Regions from separate parts of the Homo sapiens genome. Here region 1 is linked to region 2. Evidence: chromatin loops called from intact Hi-C (ENCODE). Cell type or tissue: ascending aorta. All regions are shown on one strand. Links, peaks and the distances in the headings refer to the core of each region. The heading gives the core; the rest is flanking DNA. Region 1 has its middle 9.0 kb from the start of RPS17. Region 2 holds the start of CPEB1 (cytoplasmic polyadenylation element binding protein 1).

Region 1 (8,704 bases), core at 1,844-6,843, 120 kb before region 2:
GTGTGTGCAGGATAGAATATGTTTCATTTGTTCTGGTGCCAAGAATGAGCGCTGTACTATGGTAGTTCCCTTAGGATTTGCATGTGCTCTGGGCTCATGAAGACATTGCATCATGAGCTGTGGCAGTTGTACTTTTTTTTGATGACCTAAAAGGGGATTATTTCTGAGGAATGAAAGGCTCCCATCATGACTGTGGATGTGGAAAACCTTTTCTAGCTGAGAGCATTTATATCTACAATACATTTTAAAGTCAGAGTTCATGTTCCCTGTTTTAATCACATGACTACATGTCCCAGTACACAAAAGGGCACTGGTTGGCATTCTCCTTAATGTATTCAGTAAAGATCAGAAGAAATCCTTTAAGAGTTTAAATGTCCCTGAAACAGGCATATACAGGCTCTAGTCAAGAATGAATTCGAGTGAAGGAAAGCTGTGTTACACCTGGCATTCCTCTGTGTTCATGGAGCTTATTTGAGGCTAGAAGATGGATTTTACCATCTAGACCTCTCTGGCTAATAGCTAGTCTTCAACCATCTGACAGAGGAATTCTTTTTCTTGAATGGAAAAGACTTTAAAAATAATAACAAACATTATTATAAACAAATATATGTGAGAGTACTTAGTTGAAACAAAAAGGAATTTTAGTAGACAGTATTATACTACATTTGAAAATCAAGGAGCAGTTTATGCAACTTAAAATGTTTACAAACTGCAGCGCAATCTACTGTTTGTGAATGTCAAAGTGTCATGAGGAAAGTGTCTATACAATCACGGAGTTATATTTCCTCACAAAGTTCTTTACGAAGAGTGAAATATGTTTTTATACCTTTTGGTTTCAGTTAGAGGCATATTTTGTGTAATATTTATGTTAATGTGCATGATCAATGAATTATTTCAGTCATATGTTGCCTATATCATAACTGGAGGATGCTTGGGGAACAATCAACAGCTAAAACTTCATGAAGTTCTAATGTCTGTGTTCCAAAATACATCATATCATTAGGATGTAGGGAGAGATGTATCTGCACTCCCTGGGGTGGGCATTTCTAGTTACTAGACCATCTCCACTTTTAGCATTGGGCATCCTCATGATACTTTTATAAATATGACATTAATAGGAGATCAATAATACGATTTTACAGATTGAATAAGAGAATTGCCTGCATTCACTTAAAGATTGCAAATATTGAGCCCTTGTGACTTCAACTGACTCTTCCAAATTGTATGAATTTATCAATGTATTAGAGAAACTCAGTTTCAGAATGATAAAGAAAAACTGTTAGACCAAGCAATGTGGCTAATTAACAGTGGTAGGATTTCCAGCCCAAGGGTTTAAAATGGACTTAAGGTCCTGTTCTTGCCTTTTATTTTCTGAACTTGCTGCTTTTGCATTCTTTGAGTTCGGTTTAAAGACAGTTCCTTTAAGTCCATTTTAAACCCTCAGGCTAGAAGTCATACCACTGTTAATTAGCCACATTATTTGATCTAACAGTTTTTCTTTATCATTCTGAAACTGGGTTTACCGAATACATTGATAAATTATTTCAAAGGTATTTTTATAGTTCAAATCACTTCACTTTTACCCTGACACGTATAAATGACTAGGAATGACCTTCGGATAGCGTTTAGCATCTGTAACCAATCTGACAATAATGTGTTCATCAGGTACCTATGGATTAAATCACATACGGGCATATTTAAGCTGAACGTCAGTCTGAAAAATAAATGTACTATATTAACTGAAATACCACTCTTCATGTAGGTATTTTGTCATATGTTTAAGAAAAAGCTAAAAAGAATGGAAATCATGTGACAATAACTTAAGTCTTCCTTCAAAGTGCATGCAGTCTTTTGCAGTACCTCATTCAGCCAAGTATTTGTTCTCTTCCTCATTCAGTATAAGGCAGCTTTCAATTTGCTTAGAAGGCAACATTAGAAGGTTAGAGTTCATCAGAAACAGAATTTTAAAATATGAGTTCAACTGAATAAATGTGAATTTCTGTAGGAAGTAAAGAATCAAAATACCTATCTAAAGATGGCAATATATAATAATTATTTTTAAAGTATTTGATTAAACCAGATAGGTTTTCTCGAAATGAAAAAAATCAGTTCTAAAACCAAAGATGATTTTTTGAAAATGTGAAAATGTAAATCAGCCCTATCCATAATATAATTTCTCTAAAACTGTATCTGTCATTTTAAAATAATATAACTATTAAAAAATGTAACTGCTATCTTATTGTTTTGAAATAAGTTAAAACATTTTAAATATGAATACTGCAGTTTAAAAGAAAGAAACCAGGGGAAGGAAAAGTAGAGAAAGAAATGCCAATTCCAGTCCAAAGCTTTATTTGCCAAGTTTTCTTAGAATGACTTTTACCTATTTATGAATTCTTACAAACAGAATGTATAATGGAAATACTGACTTTTGCCTAAAGTGGCATTGTTGACTGCTGTGATGTTACTGTAATGTAATAAATTATTAAATTGTTGCAAAGTGCTGTTTTTGCCTTAAAATTTCGTGTGTCTTGAAAACTACAGTATTAAATACTATAGCATGCAAATAATGGGCATGCTTGGCATGAGATAATCTGTTTTTATTGTTACAAAATTGTAACTATGTAAGTGTGTTTATTAAAAGAACAAACAAAGTTATGGGATGAAAGAGTTACGGGATAAAAAATGTGGAAAAGTGTGTCAAAAAAAGTAGAAAAAATTGTATGAAAAGTTATTTAAAAAGTTATGGAAAAGAAGTTATGGGATTAAAAAAAGTCACGGGATATAAATAAAAATAAATAAAAGCAGGCCCCTTCCAGCATAAGCCTGGAGAAGTGGGTCTGGACTCTCCGCCCCCACCATGTCCCTACCACCCCTTCCCAGTCACCTCTTTACCTTTAGGGTAGCAAGACCCCTGTCTAATGGGGGGAGACAGACCCTTTGCCACCTTGACCAGGGCTGAGTCCTTAAATTTCTGGACGATGATGCTTGTTATTTAAGAGCCAGAGGCTGGTGGAGTTGGTTTGTTTGGAGTAGGCCTGATGGCCTCTCTACTCTTGCCAAAGCAACTTTTCCCTCAGGGGAGCTCCCATCTTCTTATTCAGAGAGGCAGCTGAGGCAGGACAGTGGGGCTAACAGTAGACCAGGCAAGGGCATGGGCTGCTGGGGTGACCCCCCCTTCCCCAGTGTATATATTGTATCTGCGTAACATTTTGTATATTCTGGGGAGTGGGGCTGCCCCTGTATCGTACCTAGTGGAGGTTGGAGCTGGCATATAGGGAGGAGGATCTAATAATTATTTGCATCTGGGAAACGTATTTATTGCTAGCATAGGACATAGGAAGGAGGCGGGGATGGGGTCGTGGCTCCCTTGGTGATGCGACTCCTGTTTATTTTGCTTTTCATTTTGGAATAAATGGATTTAGCCATACTGCTCAGCCTGGTGTGTTCCCGTTTCCTTCACTGGGTCCTGGAGTTTGTCCCACTGAATGAGGAGCCCCAGAGTGTCTGAGCATGTCCAGCTGGGCTGTTGGGGACCTTCCAGGCCTGTTACCTGTATGCTGCCTGGTGACACCTGGTGGATTTCATGGGGACTGCCATAGCACCTATGGAGCACAGTACGGCCCTGACAGCCAACAGGCTCAGAAGCCTGATCTAGCAGTGGCCGGGAAGTCAGATACCAGCACCCAAGGGCACTGACTTCCATCCACCCCAGGCATCTTCCCTTCCGTCCCCTTGCCTCCTTCTCCTGTCTGCACTGGGTGGCCTGTTCTGTCTGTCCCTCCAGAATGCCGGCTGCCCCTCAGTCTCCCTCCAGGCTGAGATCATGACCCTGACCCCTAGTGGCCGGAGCTGGCTTCACAGGATAAAAGCCAGCTAAGCTCCAGGGACTTTCCAGGAAAAGTGTCCCTTGGAAAGGATGTGGTCTTTTCACTTGCTCCCAACAGCACCTAAACATGGCTTGGCCTTTCCCCTCCCCTGAGCTCCACAGAGAACACAGCCAGCAGAGGACACATTCTCCGTCATCCGGAAATGGGTTTGATTCTCAGCCGAGGGACAGCAGGACTGGTAGAGACTGTCAGGCCACATGGCTGCCTGCACAGCACCCCCATGCTTGGTGGAGGGTGGGAGGGATGGCGGGGGCTGGCTGTCCACAGGCTGGGCATGACAGGGAGTCTCACTGGAGGTGGCACACTTTGGAGGGGCGATGTCAGGGGACAGCTTTCTCTTGCTGGACCACAAGACTCCAAAAGGACAGCACAGGGACTTATTCTTAGTGCTAGAGGCGAGGCGGTCGGCCATGTGTAACTGCATATATATATATAGCTATTTATAGAACAGGGCAGGGGCATACCACAGAGGGGGCACAAGTTTTCAGCAACGGTCACACCTGGATGTGTCAGCTCACCACTACAACAGACTAAGTCACAGATGAAGAGGGCTGGCTTTGGGGCTGGAGAGCCACTGTCAAGTCATAGTACACCTGCTCAGGCAGGCTTGGAAAGGGAAGTCTCCAAGTAGAGGAGGGATCTGTTTAGAGGTCAAAGTGGGGCCTGGGGCTCTCAGGACGGGATGGACTTGCCTGACCCGATCAGCTGGCAAGTGGAGAGAAAGCAGAGAGAAAACAGGAGAGAGAAAAGCAAGCGGATTGCTGGTGAGGCAAGTGCAGAGCATGGGAGTGACACAGCAGCTGTGGGAGGGCTGGGGACGGGAGGGCACAGGTGCGGGTGTGTAGTAAGGTTCCTGGAAAAGGGGCTGGAAGGGAAAGGGGAGGAGGATGGAGGGGGAAGCCGGAGCTTCACAGGTAGTGCCTGGGGGCTGCAGCGGCCCTCCCCACCCCACACACGCCTCTCCCATGGCATCCAGGCAGTGCACCCACAGTTCAGACCAATGCTCAGCCCCGTCAGGCTTCCCTTTTCTCTGGTCACCCTGTCTTCCAACCCACTGGCCCAGGGCCACCCCTCGCCTTGGGGAGCCCCAAGCAACAGCCACCAGGCCTGATAGGGAAGGAACACTGCTTGAACCAGGATGATGAAGCTAAAAGGGATGGATGGTTGGAGTGAGCACTGGAGGCCCCTTTGGGCCATCAGAAAGCCCAGAACCCTCTGAGAGGACCCTGGGGGAGGCAGGGAGGGCAGGCAGCCAGATGCCACTGGCCATAGACTTATAAGTCTAAGAGGGGAGCCTCAGCTTGTTGGGGGACTGCAGGTCACATAGGTGAGGCTGGGCCCTTCCTGCAGGGAAAAGCAGAAGAGGGAGAGTCTGTGGCAGGAGAGGCGGGCAGGCTCACTGGACAGAGCTCAGCTGGGCCAGCAGGCACTGTGGTCCCCTTGGTTGAATAGCATAGGTGACCTCTAGGAGCAACAGGCCAAGGTGCATGAGCCAACTGGCTGGCAGTAGTGCTTCAGCGGGGGCCAGGGACCCTGCCTTCGGTCACACACTAGCAGCTGTGATGGTATCTGGGAGGGAGAGATGGGGTCTGTGTGTCCCTGCCTGGCCTGTGAAGTGTGTTGTGGGATGACCGTGTGTATAGGACTCTCAGGCTTTTATCCTAGATCACCACTGGATTGCTGACAGATAGAGGAAGTGGGACCCTGACTATCACCCCTAATCTGGAGTGGATTTGGCTCTCGGCACTCCCAGGCTGGGAGCTGGATACCTGCCCTGCAGCATGACTCAGACTGCACGACAGGTACGGCGTGCCCAGGATGATGTTCCCAGGCCTCTGGCTGCCTCAGAATCCAGCCCAACACACACCCCCCTCCAAGCTCCCAGCCCCCACACCATAAACCACAAGCTCTCTGCCCTCTCTGATGGCTCCAGAGAGCACCCACATCTGCCAGCTTGGGCATGGAGCCCGTTCCAAGACTCCCCAGGCTCAGTCATGGAGGCTGGGGGACTTTGGGACCGTGGGGGCCGGCCCTGGTACCTGCGTCCAGCCAGGATGCTCTGCACCTGCAGCCAAGAGTCATCCACGGGCCCCCATGGGCATGCTGATGGTGATCATGTTGATGTCGCTGATGCTGCTGAGCACCTCTGTCAGCATATGGTGCATGCACAGCATCTCATCGCCCCGCTGTACCTGCTCTGCAGACTCCTCCATCAGCGTGTTCTGGTCCCCATGCGAGTACAGGTTGGATAGCAGCTCCAAGAAGATGAATTCCTTGGTCTGAGAGTGGGCAAAGAGGCAAGGAGGGTGCAACCTGATGCCTGTGCTGCCCTGGCTGCCCTGCCGGGCCCTGCTAGGACTGTGCGCTGGGCTTGGAGCCCCAAGTACGGCTTTTCAGGCGCAGCTTCTACACCACTTAAGACTCGAAGATCTGCCTCCCCACCGCCTTTTCTCACTCAGATGGGGACACTGAGGTCCAGAGGAAAAGTCACCTGTCCAAGGTTACAGATCTGGAAGGGGACCCAGGACCTATCATGCCACCAGGACACCTGTCTACTTGGTTTTTAAAAATTTTTTGGAGATAGGATCTCACTCTGTCGCCAGGCTGGAGTACAGTGGGTGAGATCACTGCTTATTGCAGCCTCAACCTCCTGGGCTCAAAGTGATCCTCCAACATCAGCCTGTTGAGTAGCTAGGACTACAGGCATGTGCCACCACCAAGTCCAGCATTTTTAAAATTTTTATGTACAGACCAGGTCTCACTATGTTGCCCAGGCTGGTCTCAAACTCCTGTGCTCAAGCGATCCTCCTGCCTTGGCCTCCCAAAGTGCTGGGATTACAGGGATGGGCCACTGTGCCCAGTCCCATGTTATATTTCTATGGGACAGCTCTGGTCTTGACCATGCCTCCCTCCCTGGACCTGGTCCCATAGGGCTGGTCGGCATCTCTCCCAGGCCAGCATGGCCACCTCCATCCCCAGTGCCACAGTCGCCCCCTGCCCCCATGGGGCAGTGCATGAACATTGTTGATCATGAGGTGCATGATGGTCCTGGGCAGGAGACCAACCATGAGGTCCCACACTGTCTTGTTGACAATGGCTGTATAGGAGTCTACCAGGTTCTGGGTGGTCTCCTTTAAGATCTATTTGCTTAGAATAGTGTTTACTAGAGGTGAGGAAGGGGGAGGAGGTAGCCAAAGGTTGGCTAACAGATTAACAGATATAAGAGTACATGGCTGAATGTGGTGGCTCACACACTAGTGTAATCCTAGCTCTCTGGGAGGCTGAGCGGGGAGGATCACTTGAGGCCAGGAGTGCACGGCCAGCCTGGGTAACACAGGAGGTATTATGTCTACAAAAAATTTAAAAATTAGCTAGGCATGGTGGTCCATACCTGTGGTCCCGGCTACTAAAACCCAAATTGAAAGACAAAATAAATCAACCATGACTTTTCACATTTTGTGAATGTGACCAAAATGTGACCAAGGACTGACTGAATTACATAGTATTACATCAGTTACATTTCCTGATTTTGATCATTGTATTGTGGTTATATAAAATAATGTTCTTGTTCTGGAAGTAACACTGAAATATTTGGGAGTAAATGGGCACATCTCCAACTTAACTTCAAGTGGAGCAGAAAAAAAGTTGTGTGTGTCCATGGAATACTATGCAGCCATAAAAAAGGATGAGTTCATGTCCTTTGTATGGACATGGATGAAGCTAGAAACCATCATTCTGAGCAAACTGTCACAAGGACAGAAAACCAAACACCGCATGTTCTCACTCATAGGTGGGAACTGAACAATGAGAACACTTGGGACACAGGATGGGGAACATCGCACACCGGGGCCTGTCATGGGGTTGCAGGAGGGATAGCATTAGGAGATAGACCTAATATAAATGATAAGTTAACAGGTGGAGCACACCAACATGGCACATGTATACATATGTAACAAACCTGCACGTTGTGCACATGTACCCTAGAACTTAAAGTATAACAATAATTAAAAAAAAATAAATCGTTAAAATAAAGAATAAATGTAATAGACTTTCTTGAATATAAAAAGTTGTGTGTGTGTGTATATATATATATATATATATAAAGAATATATGGCCTGGTGCAGTGGCTCACACCTATAATCCCAGCACTTTGGGAGGCTGATGCAGGTGGATCACCTGAGGTCGGGAGTTCAAGACCAGCCTGACCAACATGGAGAAACCCTCTCTACTAATAATACAAAATTAGCCAGGCGTGGTGGTGCATGCCTGTAATCCCAGCTACTTGGGAGGCTGAGACAGGAGAATCACCTGAACCTGGAAGGTGGAGGTTGCAGTGAGCCAAGATCCTGCCATTGCACTCCAGCCTGGGCCACAAGAGCGAAACTCTGTCTCAAAAAAGAAAAAAAAAATTAGCTTTGTGTGGCGGTGAGCGTCTGTAATCCCAGCTACTCAGGAGGCTGAGGCAGGACAATCACTTGAACTTGGGAGATGGAGGTTGCAGTGAGCCAAGATTGTGCCACTGCACTCCAGCCTGGGTGACAGAGTGAGACTTCATCTCCCCCCCCGCAAAAAAATAAAGCCATTGAGGCAAAATGTGAACTGGTAAACCTGGGTGTTCTTTGTACTATTCTTGCAACTTCTCTGTAAGTTTGAAATTATACAAAAATTAAGTTACAAAACACATTAAAAATGTCTGCTGTATTTATCTGCTTGACAGAAATAGATATGTAAGAATCACTTTAAGGCTAGAGCTTTCCCACTTGCTGGCTGCTTTTTTTTTGGAGACAGGGTCACACTTCGTCGCCTAGATTGTAGTG
Region 2 (11,924 bases), core at 3,884-8,883:
CATGGGAGACAGACAGATGGTGTCAGGGCCAGAACCCAGGAGCACAAAGCCAGAATGCAGAGAGCACAGGTGTTAAGTAGTAAGAGATTAAGTGTTCTGTAAAAAGACACAAAAAAACCAACCTGCCCTTCACAGTAACTGTTCTCTTCCAACAGAGGAGAGCTACTCCCACACTTTTATCAAAGGGGATTGTAGGAAGTGGGGCTAAATCTGTCAGGATGGTACATAAAGCAGCATATTATGCTGGCCAAGAATAAAGAAACAAGTAACACTCTTAGTCAAGTTACTCCTAAAATCAATAGCTACTTGCAACCAAGACCCGTTTTTAGCATACAAACCAACCTTTAGACCTGCCCTCTGGGGATTCTCCTGTTACCTCAGGGGAACTCATCACGAATGCCTTAAATAAATCAAAACAAAGAGTGTTAACTCACTATAATTTAAAAGGACTGTTCCACCATTCAAGAATACAAAAAAAAAAAAAAAGAATTCAAAGGTTATCCATGCCTAAGTGTTCTCCTGAACTACTGAAAGTAAAGCTCAACCCCAGTCAGTCAGGAATCCTCCCAGGTCCAAGTTAATCAAAACCACATTATATATTAGGGTGGCAAAATAATCCCTAACATTGGGCTTTAAAATGACACCTAATAAAATTCATTGGAAATTACATCTACAATGTGAATTTAGCACTCTGAAATTTGGATACTAACTTTTTACAGCAAGTCAGATAATTTTCCTATGAAAATATGAAATATTACATCATACATGTTTTAGTTCAATCTTTTTCAGCTAGTTTACTATAATTGAGAAATGCACTGTTGGGGCAGGTCCTATCTTCAACATAAAAACTTTCTACGGAATCTGTGCTCACAGAAGATGAGACGCTCTAAAGCAGGCTGCAACAACGGCAGGAAAAAACTAAGGGCATTTCCAAAACTGCAATGTTGGGTGCAAAGGAAGCAAAGTTCATGGTGACCAAAAAGCTTTAAGAGCCTGCATGGTGGCTCATACCTGTAATCCCAATACTCTGGGAGGCTGAGGCAGGAGGATGGCTTGAGCCGAGGATAAGCCTGGCCAACATAGTGAAACCCCATCTCAAAGAAAAAATTTTTTAAAAAGTAGCCAAACATGTTGAATGGCTGTAGTCCTAGCTACTTCGGAGGCTGAGGCTGAAGGATCCCTTAAGCCAGGGAGCTTTGAGGCTGCAGTAAGCTGTGATTGCACCACTGCCCGCCAGCCTGGGTGACACAGTGAGACCTTGTCTCAAAAAAAACCTTAATAATAAAATCTTAAAAGGCTTAAGAAACGGTAAAGGGTGCAATCAGTGCTTCTGGGTCTTAATTCAAACAAGAGAAGCAAAATTCTTACATAACCCCCTCTACCATAACTTCTAGGTGCAAACCACGTCCTACCCTTTAGCCTCAGGGGCTTTCTGGCAAATTCTCCCCAGAGTCAGTACAGTTTATATACCGCCTAGGAAAAGCACATTTGCAGAACAGGATGAGATTAGCACAACTTCTCCATAGCAGAGAAAATAATTTGTTATTTGATCCCATGATTCTTTTACTGCCTCCAATACTAGCTACTAAAAACAGTGTAAACATTAATATTTAGGTTTGGTGTGCATTTCTGTCTCAAACTGTAAGCCAAAAGTACTAATACTCTAATTTTCCCTTAAAATAAACATAACTTTAGAAAATAATCATTTAGCTAAGGGACCTGAAACCAATGAATGAGAAAGCCTGCACAGACAACACCTAACGTTATAAATGCAAAAATAACACCAGCAGAGAGCTACTTTAGTCACCTCACCCTTCCCCTCCCCAGCACACTCCACACCCCCAAATCCACAAACACTGAACTCATAGCTGAGTGCCTTGCTGGTAAAGGTTGCTAAGAAGCAGCTAGAGGCAGGTAACATTTTAAAGTTTTCATCTTTCCAAAAACTTTCCAGGATACAGGTAAGAAAGCTATCTAGCTTGTGTCTGAGTTTACATTCTCACAGAAAAAAATTCTTTGGCAAAAGCTCTGAATATGCTTTTTACTCCTTTAAATCCTTGGGAATGAGGCTGGGCACGGTGGCTCACACCTGTAATCCCAGCACTGTGGGAGGCTGAGGCGGACAGATCACGAGGTCAGGAGTTCGAGACCAGCCTGGCCAATATGGTGAAACCCCATCTTAGTAAAAATACAAAAATTAGCCGGGCGTGGTGGCGCGTGCCTATAGTCCCCACTACTTGGGAGGCTGAGGCAGAAGAATTGCTTGAACCCCAGAGGCGGAGGTTGCAGTGAGCCGAGATTGTGCCACTGCACTCCAGCTTGGGCAACAGAGTCTCCATCTCAAAAAAAAAAAATCCTTGAAAATGAAATATAGGAAAAAAAAAATGTACATACCCCTTTACATCCGTAAGTGTGGCTGTGTACAATGCTGGGATTCTAAGTTTTATCCAGAATTGAAACCCCAGCCCCTCATTTCTGGGGCAGGGCTATTTTATGCCCCGGGAGCTTATCTCAGATTTTACCACAGACTGCTTTAAAAAAATTTTTTTTAACCTTTATTAATTCTTCCTGGAAATCTAAGAGACAGCATTATGGGAATCTTAGCTAAGACAGACAAGGTGAGATTTAGTAAGCTCCATGTTACTTTTACAGGTCTTAAAACAATTATATAATTTCAAATTTGCCTTGCCTCAGACAGAAAAAGTTAGTACTGAAATTTTAACTGTCCTGAAAAAAAGGAGCCTTTTGTGCAGAGGGTTGGGAGGGTCACCCCCACAGTGGGAGGAGCCTGCCTTCCCCAGACCTCCGGCTCTCAGGATCAGCTAACTGCTCTGACATACATTGTGGAATGATAGACACAGCACATTCCTCCTAACATCAGCACTGCTGTACTAACACTCAGAAGACCCACACTGACTTCTACAGCAACTGGGATTCCTGCCAATGCAGTTAAGGTTCACTTTGCCTATAAATGTGACCAGCTCCCAGACCACCACCTTTTTTCTAGAATGTACGCCACCAATAACCCCTTGATCCTTTGACATAACAGAACACACATAATAGGCTGGGCTACGGCACCAGAAGGACCTAGGTTCACACAATTCCATCACTTAACAGCCTTGTGACTTGATTTCTAAAGCCTGTTTCCTTTTCTGCAAAACAGCGGGGAAATCCAAAACGGATGTTTTAAGACAGATTCCAAACTAGCCTTCAGGTTGAATCCAACATTAAAGACATGTTACATTTGGTCTATAGTGTTTAAAATTTTTTTAATGCTACATTTAAAAGTCAGGAGATCCATCAAAATAGAGATAGCCAGTTTAGAAGCAAGTCAAAGATCCACCGACTCTGGGCCCACATTTTTGCTGAGCAACAATCAGCTAGTGGCTGCTCCTTTCAAAGAGGCACATACTCTGTAGTTCAGAAGCCATTACCTTTCTTTCCTCCTCCTTTGCTCATTTATGTTACCTCTGGCCCCTATAGGGTTTGAGTTTGCAACCCATTTTAAAGACTAAGAATAAAACTAATGGTTGTGCTCAGTGAAAATGCTTATTAAGGCAGCTATTATCATTTGGTCACTAGTTAAGTTTGGTGCTGAGCCTGGAGTCTTACTACTTTATCTTCCTCCTCCACTTTTTACTTCATGGGCACTGGTTTGTGCACTACAGCGAAAGAAAAGCACATAGAACCATTCCTGTATCAAACGCCTATGGCCTAACCCAAACTGCAAACGGTTCCATGATTATTCACCACAGGCATCAGCTCTCCAACCTCTGATGTGCTGCACAGGCTGGCACAACCTCCCTCCCACACATGGGAGCCTAGACCAGGGAGTTGTTTACAAGACAAACGGTTCGGAGGGGGGAAACCAAGTTTTGTTTTGTTTTTTGAGACGAAGTCTCGCTCTGTCGTTCAGGCTGGAGTGCAGTGGCTGATCTCGGCTCACTGCAACTTCCACTTCCTGGGTTTAAGCGATTCTCCTGCCTCAGCCTCCCAAGTAGCTTCGATTATAGGCGCCCACCACCATGCCCGGCTAATTTTTGTATTTTTAGGAGAGACGGGAATTCACCTTGTTGGCCAGGCTGGTCTTGAACTTCTGACCTCAGGTGATCTGCCCGCCTGGGCCTCCCAAAGTGCTGGGATTAAAGGCGTGAGTCATGGGGCCGGGCCGTACTTTTTTATTACAAAGGTTGACTTACACACAGAGTAGTCAACTTCCAAATCCTACTTCTATAAACTGAGCAGGCACTACCAGGCCACCCAAAGTTTAAATCGCCGTGACAAAAAATTTAAAAAGCGAAACTCAGCCAGGCAAGGGGGCTCACGCCTGTAATTCCAGCCCTTTGGGAGGCCGAGGTGGGCGGATCACGAGGTCAGGAGTTCGAGACCATCCTGGCTAACATGCTGAAACCCCATCTCTACTAAAAATACAAAAATCAGCCGCGCGTGGTGGCACGAGCTTGTAATCCTAGCTACACAGGAGGCTGAGGCAGGAGAATCGCTTGAACCCGGGAGGCGGAGGCTGCAGTGAGCCAAGATCGCGAGACTGCATTCCAGCCTGGGTGACAGGGCAAGACTCCCTCTCAAAATAAATAAATAAATAAATAAATATTAAAAAATAAAAAGCCAAACTCCTACAGCAACGTGCTCTGGGAATACAGTTCAGCTCCAAGCCAGCTCAATGGGGACAAATAAAAGACCAGTGATGAGTCCCCAAAACACCGTCCCCAGGGTTTTCCGACAGCCAGCAGCCCCATTGAGCTCCACAAGCTTTTCTAACTATGCAAAAAACCAACCAGGAAAACAATCACCAACTTGAGGTTTCCAAGGTTGGGTCCTGTTTGAATTTATTTTTATTTTTTAACCCAGCATGTGTCCCTAGACTCAAAGGGAACATGAGCCTCAGGGTGCAAACTGTCCTTAGCAGACACTCTTCCCGCTAGCAAGGGACCGCACCGTCACCTGAGGGGCAGCCAAGAGGCGGGCGGTGCACCTGTGCCTTCCAGAATAGGAACCCCACCCACTTGCCCCTCTTCCCCACCAACGACACAGCCCAGTAGTTGACTCAGGTGCCAGGAGAGAGCGCGGGGAGGCTGGGCGGTAGCCAGGGAGACCAAGGGAAGCGGTTGCCAGAGAAATGCGGCGTCAGTCAGGGCCGGGGCTGCAGGCGCGGGGCGGGGGAGGAGAGACGCGGCCTCCTCCCAGGCGGGCCTGGCGGGAGGCACCCCGGCTTCTAAGAGCGAATTCGGCTCCCGACTCTCTTCCCCCAGCTGAGAGCACGGTGCAAGGGGCCAGGGCTGCAGGGAGCAAAGTGCCCCCGAAAAATAAGCGCGCGCCCACGAAAGCGCCCAAGAGCCCAGGCGTCTGCCTGGCTTTTCTCGGTCACGGGGTCAACGCGGGGCCGCTCACAGAGCCTTCTGGTCTCCCTGGGTCCTCTAGGAATGAGGCAGCAAAGCCTCGGTCGACTCGACCGCTGAGGAACCCATGACATGAAAAAGCCTCGGGGAATGACGCCGGGTGGGACACCCCAAGGTGAGGACCCCTTTGTGGGTGAGTCCCCCCACACTCAGGTGACTCCAGGCGGGCACAGGCCCGCCCAACCGCTCGTCATCACGGGGGGCGACTCGTCCAGGGCCCCAGCCGCTGCTCCGCCAAACCTGAGGCCGCCCCTGAGTCTGGGCACCTGGCCTCGTCCGGCACTGAGGAGAATGACCAGAACGCCAGGCCACATGCACCCACTCGCCAGGCTGAGGGTCCGAACAGCACAGCCCAGAGTGGGCTCGGGTCGCTCCCCGCCTACGCCACCTCCGCGGCCTGCAAGCCTAACCCTCTCCCGCCCATGACCAGGACCCACCTCAATGCCGCCAGCCCGGCGGGTCTCCCGGGCACGAAGCCCCGCCAGTCTTCCGCCCTCGCGCCACACTACCTGGCCAGCCCCGCCCCCGAGACTCCCTCTCCGGCGCCAAGCGAAGGTGTGAAGCCACGTGACCTGCCCAGGATTGGGAAGCCGCACGAGGGGCTTGAGCCCTCCACCTTAAAGGTGCCGCGACCGCCGCCGTCGTGGGGCTCTCCACAGAGCACGGGGTCTACGCCGTCAGCAGCCCCGCCCCGTCCCGCCCGGGCGCCCCCACCGCGCGCCGGGTGCTAAAGAGACCCGCAGGGGGCGTGAGCTTCCAGCGCCAGCGGCTTCGGGTCTCCCGTGCGACGGCAGTGTGAGAAAGAAACGTTCCGGGCGCCGGTGCTCCTTTATGTCCGGTCAGCTCCCGTCTGGACAGACGCTCGAGGCCGCCTGGAGGCCGCAGTGCGGCTCGGAGGCCCCACCGGCCGCCCCCGCAGGGCTGCGGCGCCTTTAAGCCCAAAGGCCCTGAGTCACGAGGAGGCTCCCTGCCCCCCTCGCCCTCCACCCCTCCACGAGGCCCCACGCCCGCGGGCACGTGACCGCGCCCCGCCCGGGACTCGCCCGCACGGGGCGGGGGATGGGGGTACCGCGGCGCCGGACCCGGCTGCGCGCGGACCGTTAGCTACTGCGGCCGGGACGCGGCCCCGCCCAGGCGAGCGGCGGGTGGCTCTTACCAGCGGGAACGCCATGGGGCCGGTGTGGCCCTGCGGGGCTGACGGGCTGACCGGCCAGCCGGCGGGCGAGAGACGCGCACGCACGTGGGCACTATTTTTGCAGCGGGCCGCGCGCAGCCCCGCACCCCGGCAGCTTATGAAGCTCCTACGAGCCGCTCCTCGGAGCCGCCCCCCGGCCGGATGCGGAGCACCTGTGTCGGCCCCGCCCGGGCCCTCGCCTCCGCCCCCTCGCGCCCCGCCCCTCCTAGCAGGCCGAGCCGAGGAGGGCTCCGCCGCCCACCCGGAACCCGGCGGGGACTGCCGCCGCTGCTAGCCACAGCTGCCCCCTGGGGGGCCAGAGACCTAAGCCTGAGCGCGCCATCACCTAAGTGACCCTTGCCGAGTCACTGTCTGCCCTGGGCCTCAGTTTCCCTCTTAACGAAAGAGGGCACGATTTACAAGCCCCTGCGAGCGGCGGCGATCGCTTCGTCAGTAGAGCCTCGTGTCCGCGCTCCTTCTCTTCCAGTGATCTCTCCAGGGCGAGAGCCTGCCCTGGCATCCTTGGTCGGAACTGTAGCCCCTGGGCTCCAGGAGGCGCACTCACTTTAGACCCTCTGCTCCGTGCGCTGCAGAGGGGGCCGCGAGAGTCAGGAAGTTCCAGAAAGTTCCAAAGACATCACTGGTCCTCTTTGGACCGGAGTTCTCCGGAGAAACCGCTTCCGGCGCTCCTGACACACTGAGATAGAAAGTTTCACAGAAATAGGGCAAGGGATAGGGCGAGGGCTCCAGGGCAGGCGTCCTAGGGCACCTGGCGCAGGGGCGGACCGGAAACCCCAGGCAAACGCAGAGTCGGAGATGGCATTCCAGGCGGAAGATCAAGCAAAGGCAGAGAGGGAGGACGGCACCGAGCGGCTCCCTCTGACCAGGACTGAGGATGATGCGACCTGATACCGCCGGAGGGAAGCCTGGGCCCGGTTTGTAAGGGGCCTTTATTCTGCAGACAGCAGGAAAACTATTAGAGAATTGTAAAAGGGGTTGGCAGTTGTCGGGTCTGTTTTAAGGTGTTGCTGGAGACATAGAAGAGGTTGGACAGAAAAGGGGGAAAACAAGGGACTGGAGTGGGGAGGAAAGGGACCAGAGTTTATTGAACATTGCTAAGTGTTTTACATGTGTCATGTTATCATGATACTATTTAATAAGCACTAACTATGCTCCGGTCCTCTCCTGGCACTTAGGAAGGATGGTGCTGCCGTCTTCCTGGGCTTGATCTAATGGCTAAGGGGAGAGGGACAGGTAACTGTCAGTTTCTGCCTGAGGTGATGGAGAAAGAGGAAGCTGATATTATAGTCTAGTGTTTCAGAAGGATTAAGGGGGGAAGGGTGGTGAGCATAAGAGTAGAAGTCCACGAGGGGGTGAGTGACAGTGGGAGTTGGCCAGTCTCCATCCACTTGGTCTACTTACAGGAGCTTCTTTGGGTTGCTGAGGTCATGGGCAGAAAGGGTGATGACTACAGGGACAAGGCAGGAGCAACTTCGCTGGGACCCCTACCTCTTGAGCCATGCTTTCTCCAGGAGTAGCCTACTTGAGTCTTGTCCTGGCCCACAAGCAGCGTAGGATGGCTGCTTCTGATAGGGTGGCACACCCAGATGCCTACAGCACAGGAGCCAAGTGAGGGTGGGCGACAGCACTGAAGGCCCAAGGCACACCCAAAAGGGCTGTTAGCTGGTGGGCACCATGTAGAAACGAGGTCCCAGCCCAGTCATCTTTCAAGAAAAGCTGGAAGTACTTTTTTAAGTGAAATCTTGAATGTGAATTTTAATGTTGGTTATTAATTCAAATGAAAAGAGCCAAGCCCAGCATGTCCAGGGGCCCCATGCAGCTCACCGGCTGCCAGTTTGTGATCCCTGACATCGTTTCCTCCTCTCTGACCCAAAAGCTGAGCAAGATAAGAACCTGAAACCCAGAATAGTGCCCAAGGGAGCGGGTGTCTGGAGGCCCTGTCATATTTCAAAACTGTCAACCATAAGAAAATGAAGGCATCTTTCAAGAGACTTGGAACAGAAACTTCTGCTGCCTAAAATCTCTCTCCCTAAACTTTCTGTTGCAGGTAATAATAATAGCTCGTCTTCACTGACCACTTACTGTGCGCGTGGGAAAGTTTTGAGTGCTTTACCTATGTTATCTCATTTTGCAGATGAGACTGAAGCTCAAAGAAGTTAAGTAACTTGCCAAAAGACTCCCAGCTAAAAGTGTGAGAGCAAAGACTCAAACCAAGGCAGTCTTCTGGTTTCAGAGCCTGAAGTCTTAACCAGGTGAGAATAAAACTTCCAGCATGCTTATGTGTGTGCTTATCTGTGAATGACCCCAGAGCTGACTGCAGATGTTGAGAGAAGAGGTAACTTTGACCAAATGCAGTCATGACCTCAGGTGTGGGCAAGTCCTTGTTCCCTACCTGGACTTGGCTAGGCCTGCAGGTCATACAGGAAGAACAGTCCCTCTGAAGGTGACCATAATCCACAGGGCAGGGTGTGGAAAGTGACAGAGGTGAATTTATTAAATGACTTGGTCAAGTCCCCACAGCTGGTCACTGGCAGAAGCAGCAGAAACAAATAGGCAGCATTATCTATTCTCCCAGTCAACAAACAGCCTTTGAGCCCAGCTATGCCTGGCACTGTCTCTGCAGTCAAGCCCCAGACTTACAATACTGATTTTAAGTCCAACTATATAATTAGCTGGACTACATTTTAAATATGTGTACTAGGGAAACAGGAGGGACCCTATAGTCTTTTATATGCTCAAGTGTTCAGTGCTTCTGCAGGAGGCAGAGAGCTAAAAGAAGAGAGAAGTTTGATGGGAGAAAATAATTTCCTGGTTGCAAAAGATAAGAAAAGGAATTCACTCAGGAACTCAAGACCACAAGGTAGACACACACAGTCTCTGCTCAAGTTTTGCCAAGCTCTGTACAGAAGAAACCATGTTCTTTGTTTTTTCAAGTTCCTTTTAAGTGGGATAAAAAAGTGGATTGGGGCCAGGCGCGGTGGCTCATGCCTGTAATCCCAGCACTTTGGGAGGCCTAGGCAGGCAGATCATGAGGTCAGGAGATCGAGACCATCCTGGCTAACATGGTGAAACCCCGTCTCTACTAAAAATACACACAAAAAATTAGCTGGGCATGGTGGTGGGCGCCTGTGGTCCCAGCTACTTGGGAGGCTGAGGCAGGAGAATGGCATGAACCCAGGAGGCGGAGCTTGCAGTGATCCGAGATCTCACCACTGCACTACATCCTGGGTGACAGAGCGAGACTCCATCTCAAAAAAAAAAAAAAAAGAAAGAGTGGATTGGCCCCACCTTTCATCGTACACAAAAGTAAGTTAAAAATACAATTCTGAAAAGCTTTACTTAGAATTTTTTCAGAAGAAAATATAGGAGAATTTTTTTTTACCTCAGCCCGTGGATGAATTTTGTAAACTTGGAAAAATAAGATTGGAACAATAAGCACAGGATATAAAGGAAGACAATACATTTGACCACACTGGAATTAAAAACTTTGGTTTACTAAAAGAGTTTGTTTGTTTGTTTTGAGGTGGAGTCTTGCTCTGTCGCCCAGGCTGGAGTGCAGTGGCACGATCTCGGCTCACTGCAATCTCAGCCTCCCGGGTTCAAGCAATTCTTCTGCCTCAGCCTCCAGAGTAGCTGGGATTACAGACACCTGCCACCGCACCCGGCTAATTTTTGTATTTTTAGTGGAGACGGGGTTTCACCATGTTGCCCAGGCTGGTCTCGAACTCCTGACCTCGTGATCCGCCCGCCTCGGCCTCCCAAAGTGTTGGGATTAGGCGTGAGCCACCGCCCAGCTAAAGATATTGTTTAAAGCTTGAAAAGACAAGCCATAGACTGGAAGAAGGTATCTCCAATCCATGTATTTACAAAGAACTAGTTTCCAGACTATGTAAGAAGTTCTGTAATCAATGAGGAAAAAACACAACTCCACAGAAAAATGGGCAAAAGATGAGAATGGGCAGTTGACACAAGTGAAAATCCAAATGGCCAAGAAACATCAGTAGATGCCCACCCTCATCAGTAACCAGGGAAATGCAAATGAAACCACAATCAGATGCCGTGCCACACTTTTCAAATGGAAAAAAATGATCAACTTTCACTGTCCCAGTAGCAGGATCACTGCTAGTGAGGGCGTAAACTGATTCAGCTACTTTGGTGTGTGCTTTTATGTTTCATATCTTTTAATGGAGAGAAGGCAATGCATAGAGTGCACAAATCTTTTTTATTTATTTATTTATTTATTTATTTATTTTGAGATGGAGTCTCGCTCTGTCGCCCAGGCTGGAGTGCAGTGGCGAGATCTCGGCTCATTGAAAGCTCTGCCTCCTGGGTTCATGCCATTCTCCTGCCTCAGCCTCCTGAGTAGCTGGGACTACAGGCGCCCGCCACCACGCCCGGCTAATTTTTTGTATTTTTAGTAGAGACGGGGTTTCACCCTGTTAGCCAGGATGGTCTGGATCTCTTGACCTTGTGATCCACCTGTCTTGGCCTCCCAAAGTGCTGGGATTACAGGCGTGAGCCACCACGCCCGGCCACAGTACACAAATCTTAAGTGTATACCGAGGTAACCACCACCCGCATGGAGGCATAGAATCTCTCCAGAACCCCCACTGGGTTCCTTCCTGCCCCTTCCCACTTTATACCTCCCTCCTCAAGGTACCGTTACCTTACTGCTTTTCATTACAGATTCATTTAACCTGTTCTAGACTTCATATAATTTTTGGTTTCTTTCATTCAACATACCTGTTAGATCCATCCATGTTGTTGGCATGTAGGAGTAGTTTGTTCCTTTGTATTGCTAAGTAGTATTCCATTGTGTAGATACACCATAATTTATTTCTGCATTCTCCTATTGATTGGAATTTGAATTCTTTCCACTTCGGGGACTATTATGAATAAAGCTGCTAGAAATATTATTGATGTGAAGTATAGCAACTCTGGTGAGCAATTTGGATTCTCTAGTTAACTTGAAAAAGTGTATACTCTATGACCCAGCAATTCCATTCCTAGGAAAATATGTTAGAGAAACTTTCATACGTGTTAAGAAACATGAGTAAAAATGTCTGTAGCTGTTTTGTTAATAGTTACAAAAACAAAACAAAATAAAATAATCTTAAATGCCCACCAACAGGAGAGTGGATCAATAAATTATGGTATAGTCATACAATGGAATTCTATATATAAGTAAAAGTAAATGAAATACAGCAGATCACATCAACATGACTTACAAACAATATTGAGTGAAAAAGCAGGATGTAGGAGAAAACATACTCTCAGATGCCATTTATATAAAATTTGAAAACGTGTAGTAC

What was found. Peaks named below come from ENCODE experiments on the same cell type or tissue, not always from the same donor. Only the 100,000 strongest peaks of a DNase experiment are listed, where the experiment ranks them.
Region 1: a loop joins it to region 2, with 15 times the contacts of the local background. A loop is called at or near these places in 16 of 110 quality-filtered maps.

Annotation. Positions count from the first base shown.
Region 1 is chr15:82,527,121-82,535,824 of GRCh38, forward strand. It overlaps the pseudogene DNM1P38. Among named protein-coding and RNA genes, the nearest start is that of RPS17, 9.0 kb to the right of the region's middle. In ascending aorta, for the core only: a CTCF peak has its summit at 3,826 (motif pointing left); DNase peaks (open chromatin) are centred at 3,621, 3,831 and 5,911.
Region 2 is chr15:82,641,283-82,653,206 of GRCh38, forward strand. CPEB1 (cytoplasmic polyadenylation element binding protein 1) reads right to left here and starts at 6,081. Exons shown (of 13, transcript NM_001365242.1): 1 at 5,855-6,081. CPEB1-AS1 (CPEB1 antisense RNA 1) reads left to right here and starts at 6,488. Exons shown (of 4, transcript NR_046096.1): 1 at 6,488-7,526; 2 at 8,489-8,659; 3 at 8,747-8,864. RefSeq lists a silencer at 6,301-6,870. In ascending aorta, for the core only: no CTCF peak of the experiment used is centred there; DNase peaks (open chromatin) are centred at 5,688, 6,327, 6,805 and 7,110; H3K4me3 peaks cover 2,954 bases; H3K27ac peaks cover 1,498 bases.